Linked DNA regions of Mus musculus: regions 2 and 3 are each linked to region 1. The links are chromatin loops, found by intact Hi-C in ENCODE. Cell type or tissue: left cerebral cortex. All regions are shown on one strand. Region 1 overlaps Sh3bgrl2 (SH3 domain binding glutamic acid-rich protein like 2). Region 2 overlaps Gm46122 (a long non-coding RNA gene). Region 3 holds the start of Phip (pleckstrin homology domain interacting protein).

Region 1 (2,500 bases):
CAGAGCAGTGACATTTGTGACTCTCCAACAAGAACCCTCAGAGTCAATGTCAGTCGGCACTGCTTTCTTCTTTTGGATTCAATTGACGTTACCATCCTGGCAAAATGGTTTCAAGGATGGGACGCAGGCAGCTTAGAGAGGAATGGGTTTCTGCAAGGCCAGTTTCTAATAAAACATAGGGCAGGTTCAACGTTTTCTCCCTGATGGTGTCGCCCAATTACCTGTCAGTCATTAAGGAAGTTGACCTATCACGGGGAGAGTACTTTCAGGTGAGTGAGGCAACTGCAGACGAATCAGAAAATAAGAGGATCCACCACCACAGAACTGATTGGCTCAGAGCAATCATGCAGTCCCCATTATTCCCATGTCCTCCAAAGACACCTTCTCCAGGTCAGACGAAGTTACTGATTGTGTGTGTGGCTTTGTCACAGTGATGCATCAGGTAAGCAGGCGAGTGCTGAGTACCAGGGGGTGCTCCAAACGCAACTCCATCACCTTCTACTTTTTACCTCTAAGGTTCCGCCTATTAAACACAAGAGGGGAAAGGCACGGTCATTACACTGCATCGACAAGAACGCTTGCCTTTCGCAGTGTTTTGTTTTTGAAATGTCAGGAACAGATATGAGGGAGGTTATAATGACTCACCCTGTTACTGAGAGGGCGAAGTCTCGGCTTTTAAGCCAGAGCCTCGACTTCAGTCCTACCCACCCAACCTGCAAACAAGCAAAGAAAAGCTCCATCTCTCTGCAGCCACCAAGTCTCCTTCTTTGAACACTGCTGTGCTATTAGCTCACAACAGGTGGCTGTGACCTCCCAGGAGCATGAAGAGGTACTGCTTAAGGGTGGCCCTGGATGAATGACATCATCAGAATGGCCACATCATTCATAACGCATCACCACCCCTGTTGTCCAAGTGCCACTCTGTCTGTCCCCATGACCCAATTAAACAAGTGTCACCAAGAAGCCACTGCAATTTGCTCCAATATAGCCAAAGGGTGTGCAGTGCAATCAGCAGTTATGGATTCTGAAAATCACCCCTTGTCTTAGTGACCTGGGAGCAAAAGTCTCCATACCAGCTGCTGAATCTTTAAAGAATCTGTGCCTTTGGAGAAAATGAGACCAGAGATGGTGTGTACTCAGTATCTTCTATGAGGTTTTGACACAGCCTACTGGCTTCTGCCTCTGGAAGGTAATCCTTGCCCCAGGCTTTCCCCACCACACACACTGCCCCATCCCCCAATTCTCTGAAGATAAATCTGGATTGTTTAATATATTTGGGTGGAATATTTTATATAAATACTAATTTTCCTAACAAATATTCAAATGTCTGACTGGCATAAAAATAGTCTTAAGAACCTGTAAATACTTTCTGTGTGGGTGTGCCTCTGCTAAAAACCATGTGCATAGGAACCACCCACAAGCCATCTGCGGGCTTGCTGATGTAAAACAAGGCGTGTTCTCATGGTGGAGGCTCTGCTGCAGGTGCTGCAGCGGGGCTACTATTACTGAAAGCCTCTGTCTCCTCTCACAGGGGCTTCAGATGGTACCTGTCCTAGGCAGCCTCAAAGGACCCGCTACTTCGACAAAGCTTCCAGAATGCACTGCAGGTTCGGCTGCATTAAAATAGATACTTTAGAATTCAGCCTCCACTTGAGCTATAGCCAAGCCTCAGTTACTGTGTATGTCTATGAGGATTGTAAGGCGCACTGGAAAAGTGTCAATATGGTTGGCTCTGGCTAGTGAGTTTAATATTCTATTTTACACATATTTACTTCTTTACAATTTAAAAAAATAAGCCTAACTGACTTTTCTAGTCACAAAACCAGTCTTTTTAAATGAAATAACCAAACTATTAACTTACTTGGTTTTTATTTTTAAAGTAAATCTTGTGCTTTATATGGCTATGAAAATATTCATTATTCCTAAGTCTTTGCACAAAACAGACTCAGGTTCTTCACATTTTCCAAAAGGTATGATGCGATACGAGGCTTTAAAAATACTCAGGTTGGATTAGGAAGTGTGACACCTCTTTCAGGTCTGATTTGAGATGCCTCTCAAATGTGGCTCTGCTTCCGCCATTTCATAAAGCTGCTGCCCCTTGGCCTTGTGGGGCATCCATCCCACATCCTTGCCAGGACCCCCGCATTCTCTAGTCTCTCCAGCACACAGCCCCTGCACTTCTGTGCCCCACCATGGTTCAAAGCATCTCCAGGTGAGTGGGATGCTTCAATCACGACATCTATGCAAACTGGTGTGATGCTGTGTTAAGAAATGAGGAGAGGAAAGCCCAGCCCTGGGCAAAGGCAAGGGGGATCGCTGGGAGTTCAAGGCTAGCCCAACAGACATAATAAGTTCTAAGACAGTCAGCCACAGAAAGGCACTGTCTCAAAAGAAACAACAGCAGGCTTGGTGGCGAGTGCCTTTAATTCCAGCATTCAGAAGGTAGAGGCCAGTGGATCTTGGTGAATTCCAGGTTATCCTGGTCTCAGAGAGTGCAGGA
Region 2 (2,500 bases), 270 kb after region 1:
TGGATTTTCTTTCCCCGTTGTTCAGGAAGGGTGCAAATGCCAAAAGCAATCAATCTATGCAGCAAATCAGTGTGAACAGCTATCAGGGGGAAGGACTAACCCTGAAGCAATTCTCTTTTTCTTTTCTTTTCTTTCTTTTTTCCTTCCTTTCTTTCTTTCTTCTTCCTTTTTTAAAAATAGCAGCTGAGTTTGTCTTTGGATCTAATAACTACAATACCCATGAACTAAAGGGTGGCATCTCTCTTCAGTTTAAACACACACACACACACACACACACACACACACACACACACACACACACACACACACACACACACCTCTTCCCCACAGCTAGCTTTGCGGAGTTCCCAAGCTGCAGGAACAGCTTGAGGCTGGGGGCGGTGTTCCTACTCTGTCATTGGTGATGCGGGCTGGGCAGCCCAGGCATCTCTCTCCCTCTGTGCTGCGGCATGGATCCTCCTTAAGTACTTGGCTTCCCAGCATCCTGCTACCTACTGAGGCTATCTGTGGAGGTGCAAAAAATGCAATTTCTTTGTGTCCTCTGTGAGTGTGACATAGCTCATCACGTTTTTAAAGATTTCCTCTTGGCTTCTGCTAACAGCCTTTGCTAGCTTCCTGCGGTTCTGCTTAGCACAGGCCTAAATAAACCTGTTTGATGTTGCAATCTCTCAGGAGTCCAACCAGAAAGCATCCTGAAATCATATATTTATGTGCGCTGACAGCAAGGAACAATAAAAAAATAAAAAATCGGAGTACATAAATAATTTCTTATGAAATGTAAGAAAAGGAATGAAAAGAAGACAAAAATATTTGGGGGAAATTTGAACATACCCACAGTGGTAAAATATGTCCTATTCACACATCGCAGGCTTTCCCGGGTAGAACATTCTCGTTTTAAACCCCCAGCAACAGCTCCAAGAAACAGCTCTTTGAAAATTCTGTTTCAAGGAAGCATCCTTGTATGCCTTTAAGATTTTTGCCTTCTGAAAATTATTGCAAACAGCATGAAAAACACCAGTTCAGGAAACAGCATCAAGGTAATGGATGACCTTTTAAAATAGGGGGATAAAAATATTCAGGAAATACTATGCTCAAGTCACTAATGTTAACACTTAGATAAAAATTATTCCCTGTAGGCAAGAAAGTAGGCAAGATGCCTGCAGTGTAACACATAAAATAAGAATGTCAGGGAAATAAACTTAGGCAAGCCTGTAGCAGTTCTTGATCACTTTAGAAAGCTATTGGAGAGGCATCCAGGGGGTAGAGAAAGGCTGGAAACATGATACATACGCTGGAAATATCAGCTCACCTTTATCTTCCGGTAGACCACAGAGAATTTTGCTTTTAGCCTAGGATATTTAGATTTATTCTATTTTCTGGATTACTTTGGAAAAAATGTTAATTTTTGCTTTGCCACAAATTAACTCTTCCAGACACACTCATTCAGCTTTACTTTTGGGTTTATATTTATAATTAAATACATCACGAGTATGCCAAGTACAGTCTTTAATTTGAAGTCTTCACATTGAAATACCTAGTGTTGTCTTACTTTCCCGTTTTTTCTTATTTATTTGCTTGCTAAATTCCAAACCACAAATTATACCTGCTTCACGGTGACCCCGTCTTGATTGAGGGCCTTGTGTTCATACCGTGTTCAGTACCTGTAGACTTATAGTGCAATCAAGGAACTCACAGTGACATTTAAAAAAATTAAACTGGAGGTTAAAATTTGGATAGTTGTTTGGAAAAATTCAAACTCCAATGTTTAAAAACAGGAAGGATTTGGGATTTAGAGGCCATTCTATATAGAAAAGTGTGTCATAAAACCCCTCAGTCAACATGGGAGAGCTCATGTGGAATGAATTCTTGCAGAGGCGTGTAGAAGTCATTTTCCTTTGCTTATGGTGGATTACAAAAGCTATCCTTATGGCAAAACCCAGTGTAAGGTCTGGAAGGTGTTGTGTCTGCAATGCCCCGTTTAGTGCCACTGGGGGAAAGAGGGGGCCATTTACTCAAAGACTCCATCAAAACCACAGCCAAAGAAACCAGCCACTGAGATCAGAGTACAAGAGGAGCAAACTCCAGGAAGCTGTGGTTATGATTAAAGTTTCGTAATAAGCTGTTCCACACTGCTTTAGAAGTTACATTGTTTCAAGTACCCCACTCTTGAAGCACCGAGCACCCTTCTGGAACTCACCCATTTCTCCATCCACCATAGCTGAAAGTCTTTTCCCCTCTAATTAAGGGCTTCCAATTCTTAATTGCCTAAATCTCTCTGGGGAAGTCTCAATTCACAAATCACAGATTGATTTGTTTGTGGTGGGACAAAGTCACTGCTTTTCCCTGTAGTCTTAAATTCTCGTCTAAATACCTGTAAGAATCTATGATTGGGGTCATTCTTTATATAAAGTAGTAGTATATTACAAGCGGGGGATTCTTAATGGCTTAATCCATATTTAGACTCACCATAGGCACCGAATCCCAAGTTTTATAATCAGGC
Region 3 (2,500 bases), 620 kb after region 1:
AGTCACATAAATAAATACAATTGCAAAGGCATATAAAATATGTTTTATGCCTAATTATTCAGAAGCAGGCTACTTTACCTAACATTGTAAGACTAGGATTACACGTTTTAAAAATGCAAACATGTCCAGATTCTGAGGCTAGCCACACCAGTTTAGGGGCAGATCTTATAATACTGTAGCATTAGGACCAATCGGGGTAACCTCTTATTTTTATTGAGTTACAAAAGGCAATTTTACATCCATGATTCCAAAGGGGGTTGAGACGGTTTCCTCGTGCTCACATGTGTGAGAATGTCTGGTGTTTTAGTGCTCTTGCAGTACAGCCTAAGGCGGCTGCAGCATTTCCCACTAGGAAGGCAGGGAGCTAGGAGGGTGCAGGGCTTGAGGAAACAATCCCGGAAAACCACAATCCAGCTTCTTGGTCCTTACCTCACAAATTACCTTTTAAAATCAGACCCATAAAATGCAGCTTATTATCTAAGAAATTCAAAGAGGATCTTTTGTTAAGGATTAACAAAAGAATGACTAGCCTAATTCTCTTTAAAAGGCCAACCTTTAAAAAAATTGAACTCTCAAAGTCTTTTTGGAAAGTGCTTAATTCATCTGGAGATAAATATCACTCGGTGTCCTTGTTTTTTAACAAACGGCCTTTTCCATTGTTTCCATTAATTTCACCCATATTCGTTTTAAAAATAACAAGGCCCCTATCCTCATCAGCAAAACACAGATGAACGATGTATCATATAAAACCAGTAATTACATTAGGATTTACGAAAAGATTTTTGTTTCTGCTTTTCGCCAGTTTTTAAGAAGTCTTCCCGTGATTAACTGTAAACAGGAATGGTTTACACCGTAAATTAGAAGCCATTAATTAGCATGACGAAGTCAACTGCAAGATACACAGATAATTTAAATTATTTAATCACTAATCACCTTTGCTAAACTGTAATATACTCTTTCAATAACCTTCGGTAGGTTATCGACCGTGTCAGTAATTTACCTCCATATCAGTTAGAGATAAGTATTAGCTAGCGCCCTTTCCTTTCCTTCAGGTTTATATTAGCCCTTCTTGTAAACACTTTAAAAAGCTTTAAGGTTCTTCACTTCCAAATCCCTAATTAGCCATCACTAGCCTTTTTGTAATAAGTGGGGGAAAAGATGAGCTGAAGTACAAATCTGGAGTTCCTCTTGCCCGTTTATCAAAACAAAAACATTTTTTTTTTTTAAACGAACGCTTCAGGCGATGGTAGTAATAAAAGAAATATGCAGAGGTGGCTTCGGGGAATAACGGGTTTGCAGAACGCAAGTGGCTCAAAAAAAAAAAAAAAAAAAAAAAAGCCCGAACCTCTATTGCAACCCACGGCACTCCAATAAATTACACAACACTTGCCCAGGCTGCAGAAATATCGCAGGACAAGACTTACACGGATGCCAATCCGCAGCATTTATACACATGCACATGGCAAGACTGAAAGCAAACACTAGCGTTCAAGTCGGGCAGGGCAGCGCGATCCCGACTTGGCCCAGCTTGAGAGTGCTCGCTGAGAGTCTCTGTGCGTGCGTGAGAGTGAGCCCAGTCCTCCCGGCATTTCCCCTCTTTGAGCAGTTTTGCTTCATTTGTTTCCTATTTCTGCTACATAGAAACTAACTTCCATCTCAACCCAGCCAGCGCCGCTGAATAGAGCCTGTGCTGCGGCTCCGTGTGCGTCAGATCCCTCCGCGCAGCCGTGCCGGCCCCCTCCTCCCCTCCCTCCCTTTCTCCCTCCCGCCCGCGGCCTCTTTAGAGAAAGCGCCCGCCAGGCAGCCCGCCGCTTCGGCTCCGACATCTCCTCGCGCTGGAAATAAATAAATAAGTGGCGGCCCAGGGCGCGCGGAGCGACGACCGCGCGGGCGCGGGCCTAGGCCGAGGCACTCCTTTTCCCGCGGGGGGCGGGGGCGGCGAGTGCGGGGCCGCGAAGGCGCGGACTCCTTTCTGCGGCGGAGGGATCCCGGCGGAGGCGGCCGCAGCCGGGGCCGCTGCCTGAGAGTTGTTGTTTCCTCCTCCTCCTCCGCCTCCGCCGCCGTTGCTTGAATGGTGGAGCCGAGGCTCGGCTCGTGAGCACACACTGACAGCTACAGGGCAGGCGGCGGCACCGTCCCCGCGTCCCCTCGGCGGCGGGGTGTCCCGCCGGCGGCCCCGAAGTGACCCGCAAACATGTCTCGTGAGAGGAAAGGCCTCTCGGAGCTGCGATCGGGTAAGTCGGGCGCTGCGGGGCCGCCGCGCCGGGCGGACTCGCCCGCGGGCCCCCGCCCCCCGCGGCCGCTCAGCCCGTGTCTCCCCGTCCTTCTCTCCCGCGCAGAGCTCTACTTCCTCATCGCCCGGTTCCTGGAAGATGGACCCTGTCAGCAGGCGGCTCAGGTAGGCGGCGCGCGGCGCGGGGACGGGCGGGCGCTCGCGGTGGCCGCCCGCGGGCGTGGGGGAGGGCGGCGGCGGCGGCGGGGCCGCGGCCCGGGGCGCGGG

The links. A loop is a pair of places that touch in the nucleus more often than their neighbours do. Peaks named below come from ENCODE experiments on the same cell type or tissue, not always from the same donor. Only the 100,000 strongest peaks of a DNase experiment are listed, where the experiment ranks them.
Region 2: a loop joins it to region 1, with 4 times the contacts of the local background. A loop is called at or near these places in 3 of 42 quality-filtered maps.
Region 3: a loop joins it to region 1, with 3 times the contacts of the local background. A loop is called at or near these places in 4 of 42 quality-filtered maps.

Annotation. Positions count from the first base shown.
Region 1 is chr9:83,595,248-83,597,747 of GRCm38, reverse strand. Sh3bgrl2 (SH3 domain binding glutamic acid-rich protein like 2) reads right to left here. Exons shown (of 4, transcript NM_172507.5): 4 at 1-523. The coding sequence ends at 512. Among named protein-coding and RNA genes, the nearest start is that of Gm39384, 23 kb to the right of the region's middle. In left cerebral cortex, no CTCF peak of the experiment used is centred here; DNase peaks (open chromatin) are centred at 739 and 1,419; H3K27ac peaks cover 1,604 bases.
Region 2 is chr9:83,324,120-83,326,619 of GRCm38, reverse strand. Gm46122 (a long non-coding RNA gene) reads right to left here. Exons shown (of 2, transcript XR_001779247.2): 2 at 1-2,500. Among named protein-coding and RNA genes, the nearest start is that of Gm46122, 8.7 kb to the right of the region's middle. In left cerebral cortex, no CTCF peak of the experiment used is centred here; DNase peaks (open chromatin) are centred at 412, 863 and 1,151; H3K27ac peaks cover 1,558 bases.
Region 3 is chr9:82,974,986-82,977,485 of GRCm38, reverse strand. Phip (pleckstrin homology domain interacting protein) reads left to right here and starts at 1,997. Exons shown (of 40, transcript NM_001081216.1): 1 at 1,997-2,234; 2 at 2,340-2,398. The coding sequence starts at 2,195. In left cerebral cortex, a CTCF peak has its summit at 1,500; DNase peaks (open chromatin) are centred at 360, 1,144, 1,672 and 1,975; H3K4me3 peaks cover 2,253 bases; H3K27ac peaks cover 2,321 bases.